2 separate regions of the Mus musculus genome follow, and region 1 is linked to region 2. Evidence: chromatin loops called from intact Hi-C (ENCODE). Cell type or tissue: left cerebral cortex. All regions are shown on one strand.

Region 1 (2,500 bases), 490 kb before region 2:
AAACAAACAAACAAACATCAATGCACGGTCATTCCAGCTGACTGCATAGCAGTGGCAGCTACTGAGTCCCCAGCATACACATAAGTGTGCACAGTATGGGTACCTTGAACAAGGGGAGAGTCACATCTTCGGCTGTACAGAACAGATGATAGGGGATCTGTTTACATAATCCAAATAGTATGTGCTATGGTGTGCATATGAAATGTCTCCCTAAGACTTGAGTGTTGAAAACTTGATTTCCTGTTCCACCACGCTCAGAGATGGGATTTAGTGGGCGATTAGATCACGGTGGCTCTATGAATCAGCCCATTAAGGAGATCATAATTTTTTGGCTTGTATATTCAGAGATGGAGCCTTGAGAGTGTATTTTTGGAGTGTCTATACCATATCTCTGGTTCACTTCCACCTCCTTCCTAGATACCACAAAGTGATTAACTTCACTCCCTGCCTTGCTCTTATGTCTTACCACAGACCCAGAGATAGTGGAACAACTAACGATAGTCCCAAACCTCTAAAGTCACAAGCCAATATAAGCATCCCTTTGAAGTTATTTATCGCAGCTAGTTTAGCAGTGGCAGAAGGCTAACAGAGACAAGGCCGAAGGTTATGAATCAATTATTTCTGAACTCTTCTATTTAATGCGTTGACTGTGGGTAACTGAAACTCCGGAGAGCAAAGCTACAGAGTATGGAACAACTGGGCAAAGTTATCAAGAGTATCCCTTGCCTCTATGATAGGCTTGTTTTCGTCTTCTCATTGTGTGCAAGGGAGACATATTAATAAGGGGAAATTTATGCCCTATGATTAGGAAGATGGGGAGAGGCGAGAGTTGTCTCTCAATTGCTTCCAGCTCAAAATAATCTTATGGTAAGTGGCACGTTTGAGCTTCCTCATGGGGAGGTAGTCAGGTAGTGTGAGCCTTATGCAGACTCCCCTAGAACTCATTCCGATTTAGAACCTAGTAGCTAAGTTTCAGAAGCAACTCTCCTGCATATTATCCAATGCCACTGAGTGAGAAGATCTGTCAAACAAAGGCAGGCAGGGAGTGCCCTGAGAGAATGACAACCCTACCTATTTCCTTCTTCCACAGGGTCAGAGGATGTGCCTCTCCCTCAGGCAATGGTTCGGAGCAGTTTCGCTGTTCTGACTCTCTCTCAACCTCCACCATTCAGAACCTCTGAGGTGAGTGCTGAACTCTGATGAGGGCTTACCTAGGATTTTTCTAAAACGTTTGACTTGAGGAAATATGGAAGCTAGGTGGCGCTGGCAACCACAGGCTGCACATGAGCAGCCTCTGCAAGCCTGCACATGTGTTCAAAGGCTATGAACGTGAAATCTTTCTAAGGAGTCTGGTTATAGACACGGGAAGGAAGATTTGAATAAAGGAAAAAAATACAGAAATTCAAATTCATCACCCCCAGACTGTCCAGCACCACTCGCGTCTTCTGACTTAAAACCGAAAACCCACGAAGCACGATGTAGGCTTTACCTATTTGTAAAGTCGACGACTCCTGGTCCTTTGCAATTCTAATATTCTGTTTGGTCTTTTGGTTTTGCAATCACGACTGACTCGGAATTCCACAGGAAAACCAGAGGCTCCAAAATAGCACTCGGAAGAGACTTTGGTTTTAGTCCCTTTTCCATTAATGCCTGTTTTCCACCGACCGCATAACCTGTGCATTTGGCATATTTTCCCAATAGCATTGGCTTTTATAAACCATACTGCCTGTCAGGAAATAAAACTGCCTCGGTGGAAAGACCAACATTATAGCTGAGAACACAGGAACGTCGAACCAACCACTGACAACCTGCAGAATAGGGGACAGTGGTGTGGGCCACATCCGTCAGGCAGGTTCAATAGAAGGAGCAACTTCCAGCCATGTCATCTGCTTAAGTCATCACCCACGGAGTCAGCCTCAGCTTGGGACAGAATCTAATCCTGTTAACAGAAGACGAACACACTTAAGTCAAGGCGCCAGAAGAAATGACATTCTGTTTTGTGAATGTGTAGGAAATGTGTTTTATGGAAAAGGCATATCAAGTCATAATTATATAGACACTTAATAAATACTAACGATTGCAGATAATGCTGAGGGGGAACAGAGAAGAGGTTGGAGGTGGGGATTCAGAGATTAATCTATGAAGGGTACCAACAGGAGGCAGGCAAGACTAGAATCCTCTAGTCCACTGGGCTTCATTTAACCAAGGGGTCATTCCCTTGAAAGAGCCTGCGCCTTCAGTGAACATAACAAAGGCAGACACTATGCGAACAGCCCATAAAAGGTCATGGAGCTACTCTCCTTACCCCTTTAGCTTCTTGGAGCAGAGCAACTGCCATGCAGATCTGTTTGATCTGCCTACTTTCCTGGTTATGTTAATCCTAAAGATGTGAGGAGAAAGACCACTGACCCGGATCATCACAGACAAACTAATTAAAGGAAGCTTTATTTATTCAGTACATGGGCTGCCTCCCTTACGAGACTGAGCCCATTAACATCCC
Region 2 (2,500 bases):
AACCCTGATGCTTTGGCAGAGTAGAGATTTCCAAATAGGGAAGAAAGTGAAAAGCCATTTATTAATTAAAATGTTACGTTCTTTTTCTTTTTTTAAATGCAGGGAAGCTAGGCAAGTCTATCTATCAAATGCTGAAAATGTTTTAGTCAAAATTAAAATCCTTCATGTTTGTTTAACTAACAATGAAGGGAAATCTTCTATTCAGACTGGAAAGCTGCTGTAAAAATCTAATTTTCCTGAACTTTTTCCTTCAAGATACCTGCCTTGTGGCCTGTCACAAGGAGAGGGCTAAGAGTAAAGTCTGTGGTAAACAGAAAGACTAGAGTTATTACTTTATCTACCTCTACAGCAAAACTTACACAACCAAACAAAACCATAGGATATTGTGTTCATTTCTTTAATGATCTTCCCGCTCTATGAAGCTGTCTTGGCCTGGTGCTTATTCATTTTACTAAGAGTGAACTATTTAAGTAAAACAACTGTAAACTAGAAAATACTTCCTTTCTCTGGGTAGCTGGGCTATTTCTAACAGAGATCCTAACCTGTGGGGGCAGGGGTGGGGGTGTTCCTATAGTTTGGAAAACTCTTCACCATCTACTTAGGCAGTGAGTCACAACACAGAAGAAAGAAAGGAAGAAAAAAAAATCAATGAGCTGTTAACTCCTTTTCTATGCCTTGGTCAAGGAAGAGTTAACGTTTTCCGTCTCTGGATTCATTTCGCTTCAGGCTACAACCTGGGTTCTAATATAGTCATCTTTGCAGATTTAACCCAAGCTATTTATAAATAATATATGACTTAATATATGATAAAGAAGACTTTCCTTGTGGGAAAAAATATCCCATTATACAAGGGCTTAAATGGCAACCCTCAGTATTGGGGCTTGATGGGGATTCAGCCTCAGCAAATGAAATGCCATTTGGATATCAAAAGAGTCCCAGGGCTTTCATGATCCATTCTGCACCCTCTTAAGTGTATTGCTCATGCTAGGAAAAGAGGCAGGCTTCTTAAGGTAAAATGAAAATCTATGCACATTTCACCAGCACCTCCTAGGGGCCAAGTGCGGATGTGGGACTAGGAGGTGGGTATCCACTCAGCAGCTCAGAACGGCTCCTTTCAACACTCGTACACATAAAAGTGTGCCCTGCTCCTACCACCTAGAACGCGAAATATTTTGTAGAGGTTGTTTGGTGACTCAAGGCAGTCTTTACGGGCTTAAGTTAAAGGTAGGCAGATGCTTTGGGGTGCTTGAAGCATATTCATTAAACCGGACTGCAAAACTCCGTGGAAGATAAAAGACTCCTAAACGCATCATGTCATTTTAAAAGCAAAGCTTCGCTACGATACCAATGTACTCAGAGATAACATGCACCTGCTTTACACACTCAGTGGAGAATTCATTTATAAATTGTCAGGATGCAGGTGCTAACCGAGGCTGGTTTTTGAAGGTCTGCAGTACTCTTGCCTGGTTGCTGGGAAGGAGGACGGGGAGGCGCTGGAGCGAGGGCAGAGCTGAGAGTCTGTAGGAGTTGCTGTTCCAGAGAATTCATTACTCTCTAATTGTTCTGGTTTTACATGAGCAGAGCTTGCCGGGCGGTGGTGGAGAGAAAGATCGAGGGCGAGGGCGGACAAGGCGAAAGGAACCAGCGGCTCCCTCCCTTCCCCCACACATCCCAGAGAAGTCTAGGCGCATTTTTTTTCTTTTTTTTTTTTTTGTAAGTAATTCACCATCATTTGCGAGGAGAAACGGCCCAGTCAGACAAGCAATCGCTAGCACATCTAAATTTTGCAGGGTATTGAGTGCGGGTCCCGGGACCCTTTCCAGGTTTAATTTAAGGATTATCCGCAAGCTGCAGTTGAGTGCTCTGTGGGTTTCCACAGTCTACAGGCTGGAAAAGGGCTGGAGGGAGACGCACCCCAGTGGTTATTTATTCCCTCCCTGCTGTAGACGTCTTTCCCAGGCACTGACACCTCTCGGGCCCTTATACAGGAACACGTACAGCCGGCCTCCACTGTGGAAAGAAACCGGGAAGTGTGGGTCTCACAGAACCCAGTAGGAAGCTTTGCCCAAGGCCAGGCTGCAATTAGGCAGCCGCATGGAGGCTGAGCTTCCCACCTGTTGCTGTACCCTCTGGGCCGCGACTTCCTCCTCCTCAGCCCAGAGCTGGACTCTCAGACCAGGCTAGGCAGCTGGAGGAGGTAGAGGAAGCCACAGCAGGTTCCGAGGCTGGCAGAGCCAGGGTCCGCGGGTGTAGAGATCCTCCTCCTCCTCCTCCTGATGGCGGTTCCCGGGGCGGGGGAAGCGCAGCCACGTGCGCTCCGATTGGCCAACAGTGGGCAGAGGGCGGAGCCAACAAGGCCGGTTATCACAAGGACCGCCTCCAGGCTATCGCAGAGCGCACTGGAGCCCTGGCCAGCGCGCAGCCTTCCCAGCACCGGCAAGCAGTGTCTTGGGAATTCTCACTTGCTTCGGCTCATTCTCTTTCACAAAAACCACTGGAT

What was found. Peaks named below come from ENCODE experiments on the same cell type or tissue, not always from the same donor. Only the 100,000 strongest peaks of a DNase experiment are listed, where the experiment ranks them.
Region 1: a loop joins it to region 2, with 6 times the contacts of the local background. A loop is called at or near these places in 11 of 42 quality-filtered maps.

Annotation. Positions count from the first base shown.
Region 1 is chr11:110,571,479-110,573,978 of GRCm38, forward strand. No RefSeq gene overlaps it. Among named protein-coding and RNA genes, the nearest start is that of Gm46300, 21 kb to the left of the region's middle. In left cerebral cortex, a CTCF peak has its summit at 1,260; a DNase peak (open chromatin) is centred at 1,267.
Region 2 is chr11:111,063,773-111,066,272 of GRCm38, forward strand. It overlaps Kcnj2 (potassium inwardly-rectifying channel, subfamily J, member 2), which reads left to right and starts at 2,392. Exons shown (of 2, transcript NM_008425.4): 1 at 2,392-2,500. In left cerebral cortex, CTCF peaks have their summits at 1,051 and 2,377; DNase peaks (open chromatin) are centred at 1,116, 1,317, 1,491 and 2,312; H3K4me3 peaks cover 1,637 bases; H3K27ac peaks cover 1,273 bases.